Regions from separate parts of the Homo sapiens genome. Here region 2 is linked to region 1. A link is a contact called in ENCODE Hi-C or POLR2A ChIA-PET data. All regions are on one chromosome and are shown on one strand. Each heading gives the region's core, a stretch centred on a gene start or an enhancer-like site at or near the end of the contact. The rest is flanking DNA. Distances are from core to core; before and after follow the strand shown. Region 1 holds the start of SOX9-AS1 (SOX9 antisense RNA 1). Region 2 has its middle 83 kb from the start of ROCR.

Evidence for each region. Hi-C counts contacts between places; a loop is a spot of excess contacts on that map. ChIA-PET counts read pairs that join two places held with the same protein, here RNA polymerase II (POLR2A). Pooled maps may share reads with other maps.
Region 2: a loop to region 1 is called in a pooled map of right lobe of liver, with 2.1 times the contacts of the local background. The contact joins the enhancer-like site here to the promoter of SOX9-AS1 in region 1. A Hi-C loop is called at or near these places in 11 of 168 maps with a recorded cell type or tissue (CD4-positive, alpha-beta memory T cell, Caco-2, HepG2 and 8 more), 22 of 37 single-sample maps with no recorded cell type and 17 of 50 pooled maps. POLR2A ChIA-PET finds 5 or more read pairs at or near these places in 1 of 52 experiments (WTC11).

Annotation. Positions count from the first base shown.
Region 1 is chr17:72,114,396-72,119,959 of GRCh38, forward strand. It overlaps SOX9-AS1 (SOX9 antisense RNA 1), which reads right to left and starts at 1,621. Exons shown (of 7, transcript NR_103738.1): 1 at 1,459-1,621; 2 at 1-5. RefSeq lists enhancers at 3,301-3,922, 5,288-5,564.
Region 2 is chr17:71,939,579-71,945,522 of GRCh38, forward strand. No RefSeq gene overlaps it. Among named protein-coding and RNA genes, the nearest start is that of ROCR, 83 kb to the right of the region's middle. Within about 2 kb of position 3,278, at least 2 of the 41 ENCODE cell types and tissues checked have a DNase peak (open chromatin) inside an H3K27ac peak, as active enhancers do.

The sequences.
Region 1 (5,564 bases), core at 371-2,870:
CAGACCTGGAGACAACAGCAGAGATGAAATCTTGTCTCCTTCAGAAGTTTAGGCACATTGTCAGCCCTCAGGCAATATTCACTGAATTGATTTATTCAAAAATCAGAATGATTTGACGTTGGGCTAAATGGGAGAGACATGACAAGTGACAGGGAAAGACAGGATGGAAAGGACATGGTGTCTCCACCACGTTGTACTTCCTCTACCCAGAACTCTACTCTGTCATCTGGAGTCCTAGAAAGATTTAGATGTAGCCACCCCATTCCCCCCATCCCTGCCCAGCCTCGTGTTCGTCCATACTTTGCAAATTTGCAAGCACCCGCAACAGCCTGCTTTGCCGCCCATGATACAGCATATATTTAATATAGTTGGGGTTCAAACTAATGCTCTACTGGGAGCTCCCTAGGAAAACTCTAGAGCCAGGTCCCTGGGGAGAAGTGGACCCTGGAGGCGTGGGGATGGGGTGAACGCCTGGGTGGAATATCTGAGCAAACCTACTCTGCCTTTCTGTCCAATCATACGGTAGAAAGCATACCTTCCAGGTACAGTATCAACCCCTCCGTCAGGGTTAGACACCACCTTTTCTCCTGGCTGCTGAGGAAAACATCTCAACCTATGAGATGTCTCCACTGCTCCAAGAAAATGAGTATTTAGGGGAAAGATTAAATGCCCATATACTTGAATCTATAGTGACCCTACCCCTAAATTATACTAGTAACTGTTTATCTGTCTCTGCTTTGCCTGTGGATATTAAGGCAGATGAGACAAAAAGTCTTCTTTTGCCAACCAAAGCTAACAGTTTGCGAGCTTTAGGGGGACCCCAAAGGGGACCAGTTTCTGTAATACAGTTGATGCCTTCTGTCTGTGTTCTGTCAGGATTCCCTCACATTTTAGCCAACCTGGAAACTAGGGAAGAAAAAGTAACAGGTTCCAGTCCTAGAACTCTGTGGAAGAAATCAACCTGCCCTTTCTCGTGGGGGTAAACACATGTGATCCAAAAGATAGTGACAGGAACACTGTTATATTTTCCGGGTCTTAATGATTTGGAAGGGGAATACTGTCCCCTCTCCTAGGCCAGTCCAAATTTCACAACCCATCCGGAAAACAAAAGGCTGAAGACAGAAAAAGAAGACATTTACTATTCCACTTCTTCCTTTTACATCAGTGAGAGAAAGGGCCTTGGGAGAAAGATGGCACAGAGAGAAACAAAAGAAAGAAAGAAAGAAAACCAAAAATCTCTGCTTTCTCAAAAATCCCTGGTCTGCCTATCTAGGCTGGGAGAGACCCCGAGGGCAGCCTGTCTCTCCTGCAGCCTTTGCAGTCAGCGACAGGCATCATGAAATTAATTTGAAATAAACAATGACAAAGCAGGAAGCTCAACGGGTCCCTGAGTTGCTTTGGGCCCCCACTCCTCCCCGAAGCCCCTGGGCTGTTTAACAAAGCCGTGGGTCCGCCTACCCCAAGCACTTTTTGTGACGTCACAGCTCCGAGGACCATCCGGGGGCTTTACTCTCGCGGAAGCCCAAAAGTTGGGGTTTGACCTCATGACCTTGGCCTTCCCGGGGGGCGGGAGGCCCTCGGGACAGGACGCGCTGTCCCCGGAGTCCGGAGCTCAGGCCAGTGGCAGTCGACCCAGCCCCCGAGACTCCCTCACGCCGCTCCAAAACCAAAACGGAGCCCAACACGAAGCTGGGTGAAGCCGTAGCTTGCAGGAGCCAGGGAGATGCGCTCTGCCCGGGACTTCCCGGGTCCTGTTGAGACGGAAAGGATCGCAGGGAAGACAGGATAATTGGTCTTTAACTCTGACCGTTACCTTCGAAATTGCACCTTACAAGCATGTCCTCTATTTCCGTGGCTTGATGGGGACACTTTCTCTGATTAAGATCCGGAATAATCACCCACCCAATGGGATCTCTTAGAGGGAAGCGCTGGTTAGAATCCCTCCAGGCTGAGATGCAATCATCGCCATTGAGCCTGCCCTCCCCTAGGGAAACCCCACAAAACCATCCTGAGAATCTCAGCCCTCTTTGGTCGGTACCTGAGACTGCATAGACCTAAACTGAAAGGTGATCGAAGGGGAGGAGCAGTTGCTCGTGCGGAGGAAGCTCTTGGGGCCGAAGTGGCCCCGGCCGAGTATGTCGCAAAGGAGGCACCACTGCGTTGAGCGCTTACTGTATCTTTACTTTTAAATCACCAAGGCAAAATCACCTTCAGCTAAAAATGCCTGAAAGACTTTTTAAAATAGTGGGAGTGGGCGTTAGGGGGAAGAGATGGCCTAGGAAATTTTCCGCAGGGCGTTCTAGGGATGAGTTGAGGGAAGCCGCATGACGCGCGGCTCCCCGGTGCCACAGCTAAGGACAGATATTTTCGCAAAACCCAGAATGAAAAAAGAGCACGCTCCCTTTGGGAGCGCTGTCCCTTTGGGACTGGGGCCTTCCACTCCCACCCCTCCTTTTTCCCTGATCGGCTCCGCAGCTCCACGACAAGCCAGCTGGTCTGGTCTCTGACTTGGGCTCCGGTCCGTACCCCCGGGGCGCCCTGCTGTGTTACAGCCGCCCGACGCCCCCAGACCCGGCCAGGTCACCAGGGCAGATTGGAGGTTCGCGCCCCCTCACCCGACACCTCCCGTCCACCTCATCTTTCTTTTTTTCGAAAACAGGAAAGGGAAGAAAACTGAAACGGGCCTCTTGGTCTGCAGTTTTAGCGGAGTCGGGATTCCACAGCCCTGAGTGGCACATGCCGGTCAACTTCCCAAAGTCGGGCTCCCGTGTGGGGAGAAATACACACGCAGGAATGCACAAGCATCGCGTGTTCGCAACTGTCGCTGGGAGGTCTGGCGGCTGTGATGGGACATGCACTCACTCGGGCAACACGTCCACAGGTGACATCTATTCGATCAGTCAACAGATATTTATTGCGCACCTACGACGCTATCTGGTACTTTCCTTTTCCCCTTAGCTGTTGCTGTCCAGCCCAGCGCCAGTCCAGAGACGGGCTTACCGGCCGCTCCCTTCCACAAGAAACTCGTGTCCGGCGTGAAGAGCGGACGATAAACACTCTCCAAGCCCAGCGAAATGTACTAATTACAGGAGCGGCTGGGAGCCCGCGACACGGGGACCTGTCCCTCCAGGGATAGGAGTCTTCTACCTGCAAGGGACCCGGCCTGGGGAACTGGAATAGACAAGGGGTAACCCCTTCTCCCATCACCTCTAATGAGAACATTGTCCGGGGCTGAGATATTTGGGGGACGCCGCTGCTCACCCCACCAAACTTTCCCTAGGGACAGAAAAGCGTCCCTACCGAAAACGGATTTAAACACCGTCCCCACTTTTGCTAAGGAAGTTTGGATAGGGAGGTTGTGGTCCTTAATTCGCCAGGTAAAAGGAACCCCATCAGCTCGCATCCCTCACCCCCATCCTGAGCACTGAGTGTTTGCGAGAAACTCGCCCTGCGCCAGCAACTCTGGGCTCCGGTCTCAGCTCCCGCGTAGACGCGGAGGAGAGATTGGCGGCCCCCGCTGGGGAAATTGAGCCCGGCGCCGGTCCGGGACGTGCAAGAGGGGGAAAGGGGGAGATCCCAGACCTCGGTTTCCCGAGGGCTTCCCTGGGGAGCCACTCGCACCTCTGTGTCTCCGCTCCCGGCGGCAGACCTCGCGGCGCTTGCTCAAGAGCGGGTATCCGAAAGCACGTCCCGAACACGGAGAAGCGCCCTCCGTCTCCTGCCTCGTGACCTGCGCCCTTTCCCTCCCTCACCGCATCAGATGGAGGACCCTGGCTCCTTTCGCCCCTGGCAAAATGCTCTAGCCAACACTGGGTCAACAGCCTTAGTTTCCAGATCTGTAACCTGAACATCAGGAGCGGGTTCCTTTCCTTCTACCTGTGTCTGAGGTCCTCTGGTCGGGGACTGCGCGCGTCTTCCCAGGTCAGGGAGGAGGGGTCGGGGCGACCTGAGAAAGACACAACGAAGCGAATGGAGCCCCTGAATGGGGAAAGGGGAGTGGACACCAGGAGGCCCCTGCAGAAATGCAGGACCGATCCACTCGCGAGCTGACAATGCCACGCGCTAGACTTGGCCTGACGGTGGCAACGCTTGGCACCTGGGGGATAGGGGCCTTCTCCTGGCCTCAGTCCCCAAATTCTGCGCAGAATAGAACGGCTGGCATCTCAAGTGCTCTTTTTTCACCCGGATCTCTACAGACACAAGTTCCCTCACTGAGCTGCGCAGAGGTGGATCCGCACAGGAGGGAATATCGCGTAGGAATTCCTGCAAATATAAATCTCAGCAGCAAAGCAGTCCAGATTGACTGGAACACACCACCCCCAGCCACCACCATCCAAGTTTTCCCTGGTTCTCGGAGTTGGAAACAGTTTCTGGGCTTTTGGCGCCCCCTCTGGATACAGATGAAAACTGCAGTCCATTTTTAAGTCGCCTGTTCATAAGTTTTCAGGAAGATGTAAAATTCAAAAATGCTTGCATCAAATCAACGGGAAATGTATAAATCCCCGTCGTTTATGATGTAAAACTCTACATATTAGTATCTTATTGCATAATTGCATTAAAAGTATATTTATACATATACGTATATATCTTGACATATATTTAGTGAAATATTCCAAAATATCTTAAAGTCATAGCCCTCTTCACTGACTTTATTCCAGCAAACATGGTAATTACAATATCATACAACTAAGTACAGACGACCTGGCTAAAATGTCTGCCCGATGGTCTCCGAGTCTCCTGAATCAGGTGTCTGAGAATTACACAGTTATACTGTACACACAATGCCCTTCTACCCGGGACACAGAAATAGGTCCACACTACGCGGACTTTTTTCTCCTAGGAAAGGACGATGCTGTTCTTACACTTTCTGAAAGTAATCACAGAGCCCTGGATACGAAGCTATTGTATGCAAATCTCTTAAATTTGTAAACGAGCTATAGGGCACCAGAAACATCCCATTTGAAGAAGTTACATTCGTTAAAAAAAAAATGCTGTTGAACAAGGCTGTAACTTACTACCTTATGAAGAGTTCCATTTCCTATAAGAAATGTCGGGCTTCTTCCGAAGACAACGAGAGAAAACAAGATTTTAAGAAATTCTCCCGGAAGGACATTGATTTGGATCTTGTGATAGTGTCCTCACTTCGCAAATTAGAAAGGGAAAAAAAAACTAGTTTTTATTATGATGTGGGCCGATTCACCACAACAATAATTTAATTGAGGCGAATTTTTGCAAGAGCCCAAAAGGGTGGGGGGGGGGGGGGAGTTTAAAATTAAGAGTTTCCCAATGCTGTGCGTTTATTTGGGATTCTGAAAGCACAGAACCCGCAAGCGACCAAGACTTTTCTTCTATCCCAGAGCAGATAGCTCCGCACTTACCCAACCTGGCTCTAAGCATTTCGTGTAAACACAAAGGTTGTGCTCAAATCACACTTGAAATACATGAGAGACACCACCAATGCCTCCCCCAGAACTCCCAACTACATGCAGGTCTGAACCGACCGGACTAGAGTCAGAAGCACCGGCGCTTCACCCCTTCAGGTGTTTCGTAAATGCCAGCAAAAG
Region 2 (5,944 bases), core at 2,028-4,527, 170 kb before region 1:
AATTAAATATAATTGTTTAGAATGGCTTTTTTCCCCTAAAGGTTTGAACCCAAATCACATATACAATGGATTTTAAAAATAAACATAAAAAGCATGTGATAAATAAATCTTTTTTAAAACAAATATATTCTTCCAAAAATCAGTGTGTAAATGATCTTATCCAGAGAAAGTTACACAAATACCGTCTCCTTGTAGCTTTCAGTTCTGAGCAGCCCAAGACCTTGTAGCAAGCAGAGCAGAGAAACATACAGAATTGGACATACAATCGATTTCATGCTTGATGGTACAAAGCCATTGAAGAGTGTAATAAAATCACATTGAGCATGGAGATTTCATTGACTTTTTTTTTTTAAAAGAAAGGCTTCTTTTTTTTTTTTTTTTTCGAATTAAACTTATGTTTTGCAATTCAAAACCCAGGGCCAAATCAAGTGATTGGAGTGGTAATAAAATGATAACTTATGTTAGCATCCACCTAACATAAAAATCACTTGATCTGCACCAAAAAAAAAAAATCTTGTGGTGTTTATAGTGAAAAAGGCATTGGTCCAAGTTAGGAAGTGATGTAGAGAAGTGAGGCTAGAAGAGTTAAATGTTGGGCAGGAGGCTGAGGCAGGAGAATCACTTGAGACCAGAAGTTAGAGACCAGCTTGGGCAACATATTGAGACCCTATCTCTAAACTAAAAAGGAAAAGTTAAATGATGAGAATAGAATCTTTCCATAGGCCCTTTTGGCAAGTGATAACAGAGCCCTTTGAATGTCATTAAAAATGTCCTAGACATTTTAGCTACTGTCAAGTCCTGTTTGCCCAGGGTCACGGAAATATTATATTCCTGAAGCTAGGAATAAACTCAGAATATCTCTGGGTGAAAAAGGGATTGAGATCAGTTTTTGATCTAGGAAATTGTGTGATATCTTGATGAACAGAGGTGAGAGTTATATGGATTCCTTTATCTGTGACCATGAACAGAGAATTCTATCTAAGTGGGGAAAATGAATTAATGTGAGGGCCCAAAACTAGGTCTAGGATTCATTTACCCTTTGAAGTGCTAATGTGCCACACTTGCTTGATGTTTTTAATGGCAAAACCATTATCTAAGAGTATCAGTCCCAGCACTTTGGAAGGCCAAGGCAGGCGGATCACGAGGTCAGGAGTTTGAGACCAGCGTGACCAACATGGTGAAACTCTGTCTCTACTAAAAGTACAAAAATTAGCCAGACACGGTGACATGTGCCTGTAATCCCAGCTACTCGGGAGGCTGAGGCAGGAGAATCACTCGAACCTGGAGGCAAAGGTTGCAGTGAGCCGAGAGCACGCCACTGCACTCCAGCCTGGGCGACAGAGTGAGACTCTGTCTCAAAAAAAAAAGAAAAAAAAGAGTATTGGTGACCCATGTGCTTTGGAAATTCTGTTTATTTGTTTGTTTGTTTGTTTGTTTGTTTGTTTTGAGACAGAGTCTTGCTCTGTCGCCCAGGCTGGAGTGCAATGGCGTAATCTTGGCTCACTGCTCCCTCTGCCTCCTAGGTTCAAGCAATTCTCCTGCCTCAGCCTCCTGAGTAGCTGGGATTACAGGCACGCAACACCATGCCTGGCTAATTTTTGTATTTTTAGTAGAGACTGGGTTTCACCATGTTGGTCAGGCTGGTCTCGAACTCCTGACCTCATGATCCGCCTACCTCGGCCTCCCAAAGTGCTGGGATTACAGGTGTGAGCCACCATGCCTGGCCAGAAATTGTTAAACAACAGAGGAAGTACAATGAAGATCAAAATGACCCTCAAATTTTTTAAACTAGAGACCTTTATGCCTTGGATCACTTTAGAACAAACTAAAGAATTTCTCATGAAAACACCATTGCTTTCTTTCTTTGTGTAGATAGAGAAAGGAAGTGGGTTTCTCTTTTCCTCCTTGCCTGGCCAAATAGAATAAGCCAATTCTGATGGCCAAATCATTTTGAAAGAGGAGGATTTTAAGTTCTTAGAGCTTACAACTTCACTTCCCATCTTGAGGCTGGTTCAGCATCTAGGAAGCTTGTAAATATAGTCTGCTGACTTGTCTGTAAGCAAAGCTCTTTAGTGCTGGATCTCACTGAAAGAATGGAGGGAGCCCCTCAAAGTCATATTCCCATAGCCACTGGACTTTATCTTCCTATCCAAGGGGACCTAGGAATAGAAGTCTCATGTTGGCAAATTCAAATATTCCACGTGGGCTAATTAAGTGCCTGCTGTGGTCAACAACTGAAGAATGTTACCAGAAAGCCTAAATGGTTATTATCCTATTTTGAAGCCTTCTCACTCCCTGGCCAAAAGTTAAAATAACTGGCTAAAGAACCAGGAACTTCTCCTAAAGAGGCATCCAAAGGGAAAGTCAAATAGCTCATAAAATCCTACTCCAGTCTGTAAAACAGCGAAAGAGACACTTAGCATTGGGTGTTGTTTCCTTGGTTCTCTTTATTTTATGAGGTCTCAATAAGTTTCCTGGGGCTGCTGTAAAAAAGATTTCTTTATAGTGGTTTGTAGGCTACATTCCCCCACCCACCCTCACACACACACCCTCATTCCCGCCTCCTCTCCACACCTCCTCTCCACACCTCCTCTCCCTTTGTTTGATTTATAAAACTTTTTCCATGTCCTGTGTCCTTTTTCCATGCTCTGTCAACTGACCCTTTTGCTCAAAAGGCTTCTTTCCTCTCCAGGGCAGTGTTCACTGCTGATTGGGCCTGTCACAGTCCAAATTACAGGCTCACTGAGGCTCTCTGTTTAGACTTTTATTAACAAATGCAATATGCCAGTAATTCCTCAGAATTATCTGAAGTGGACGCTGTGGCTCTCTGTTTAGATTTTTATTAACAAATGAAATATGCCAGTAATTCCTCAGAATTATCTGAAGTGGACGCTGTGGCTCTCTGTTTAGATTTTTATTAACAAATGAAATATGCCAGTAATTCCTCAGAATTATCTGAAGTGGACGCTGTGATGTGCCGTTCAGACCTCCCTTCAGGAATGGAAACTTGATTTCTTCAGTTGCAGTTTGTGCTGGGATGGACCTCAGCTGTCAGCCTTCTTCCAGAAGTGCCCCCACTGGAGAAAGCTGCCTCACTGAAGGTTGTGCCTTCTCCCAAAGCAGCTCATACCGGCAACTCATCAACATGAAGTTCAAAGGCCCAACCTCCTCCCCACTAGCCCTGGACAATTCAGATGGCAATTCTAGCTCCAGAGCTTCCTGCGGTTACTTCTGCATTGCAGCCCAGCATTTCCTTCTGCCCAGTCGTCCTCACTTCCCCTTTTGGTCACAAGATGCTGATCCCAGGAGCTCTCTGTCATGCCTGTCCTGCACTCTGATCTCTGTCTTGGAGTCTGCTTCCCAAGGAACTCAGCCAGTGACAACTGGTGCCAAGAATGGGCTGAGATAGCAGACACTAAGATGAGACTTTGGAACTTGATCCCCTTTCACCCAACTGGCAGTGAGGACCCCTTCACTGGTGACAGGTGAAGCACAGGTAGCCCTGGCACATGGAGCAGAGCGATTTTTGAACTTTCACCACTGGTGGACTGGGGTGGTGTAGCGGTGGAAGGGACTATGCCAGCCAATGCAATGTATGAGGCCTTTAAAAAGGGACAACCATAGGACAGTAGAATTGGGTGGCCATTGCTCTACTTGACTGACACTCCAGAAAACAACAACAACAACAACAAAAACTGAGTGTGATGAATCAGCAATTCAAAGCTAAGTGGGAAAACCAGAGGACTTCCTTGGTCACATCAAAAGATGCTCTCATTCTCTCTAGAAGAAGGTAAAGAAAGCAGAACACCAGGCCAAAGACGGTTAATTCCCAACCAAGTCAGAGTGGCTATGCCAAGGCCATGGCCCCAGCCCCTGTTGGAAAGAATGGGGCCTCAACTCATAAGATGAGGACATCTGGGTTGATGATACTCACAAATCTTGGATGCCCAGGTTCCCCTGAACCCTTTGAACTTGAAGAAGTTGTTCACTCTTCCCAATGGGCTAATGCCTTCCCTTGCTTAAATGCAATTCCCAGGCCTTTTTCCTGCAAGACAGCATGTGTAATATTCAGGATCTGTTCCCCCCTCCTGTCCTGGTTAGTGGGTTAATAACTAGGGTAGAGTCACAGCACAACCCAGCCAGAGATGTACTGAACCTGCTGAGGGAGGAAAAGGACTATACGCTAAAGGCATTCTAGGACCTCATCAATATCTCCAGGCAAGAGTTAAAAGAGGACTTCTGGGACAGGAAGATGAGTGCTAGAATAAGGGAGCAGAACATAAATTTAGATAAAAGAGAGTTGTGGCGTTTTGTTTTTATATAGAGATGGTGATATGGTTTCGCTGTGTGCCCACCCAAATCTCATCTGGAATTCCCACATGTTGTGGGAGGGACCCGGTGGGAGGTAATTGAATCATGGGGGCTGGTCTTTCCCATGCTGATCTCATAATAGTAAATAAGTCTCACAAGATCTGATGGTTATACAAGGAGCAGTTTCCCTGCACAAGCTCTCTCTCTTTGCCTTTTGCCATCTGTGTAAGATATGACTTGTTCTTTCCCTTCTGCCATGATTGTGGGGCTTCCCAAGCCACATGGAACTGTAAGTCCAATTAAACTTCTTTATTTTGTACATTTCACAGTCTCAGGTATGTCTTTATCAGCAGCATGAAAATTGACTAATACAGTAAATTGGTACCAGTACAGTGGGGTGTTGTTGAAAAGATACCCAAAAATGTGGAGGCGACTTTGGAACTGGGTAACAGGCAGAGGTTGGAACAGTTTGGAGGGCTCAAAGACAGGAAAATTTGGGAAAGTTTGAAATCTCCTAGAGATTTGCTCAATGACTTTGACAAAAATGCTGATAGTGATATGAACAGTAAGTTCCAGGCTGAGGTGGTCTCAGATGGAGATGAGGAACTTGTTGGGAACTGGAGCAAAGATGACTCTTATTATGCTTTAGCAAGGAGACTGGTGGCATTTTGTCCCTGCCTTAGAGATTTGTGGAACTTTGAACTTGAGAGAGATGATTTAGGGTATCTGGCAGAAAAAAATTTCTAAGCAGCAAAGCATTCAAGAGGTGACTTGGGTGCTGGTAAAAGAATTAAGTTTTATAAGGGAAGCAAATCATAAAAGTTTGGAAAATTTGCACCCTGACAATGCTATAGAAAATAAAATCCCATTTTCTGAGGAGAAATTCAAACCAGCTGCAGGAATTTGCATAAGTAACGAGGAGCCAAATGTTCATCCCCAACACAATGGGGAAAATGTCTCCAGGGATATCAGAGGTCTTCACAGCAGCCCCTCCCATCACAGGCCTGGAGGCCTAGGAGGAAAAAGTCGTTTCGTTGGCCAGGCCCAGGGTCCCCAGGCTGTGTGCAGTCTAAGGACTTGGTGTCCTGCATCCCAGCCACTCCAGCCATGGCTGAAAGGGGCCAACATAGAACTTGGGCCATGGCTTCAGAGGGTACAAGCCTCAAGCCTTGGCAGCTTCCATGTGGTGCTTAGCCTGTGAGTGTGCAGAAGTCAAGAACTGAGGTTTGGGGACTTCCACCTAGATTTCAGAAGATGTACAGAAACGCCTGGATGTCCAGGCAGAAGTTTGCTGCAGGGGCAGGGCTCTCATGAAGAACCTCTGCTAGGGAAGTGTGAAAGGGAAATGTGGGGTAGAAGTCCCCAGAGTCCCTACTGGGGCACCGCCTAGTGGAGCTGTGAGAAGACAGCCACCATCCTCCAGACCCCAGAATGGTACATCTACTGACAGCTTGCACCATGCACCTGGAAAAGCTGTAGACACTCAACGCCAGCCCGTGAAAGCAGCCGGGAGGGGGACTGTACCCTGCAAAGCCACAGGGGCAAAGCTGCCCAAGACCATGGGAACCCACTTCTTGCATCAGTGTGACCTGGATATGAGACATGGAGTCAAAGGAGATCATTTTGGAGCTTT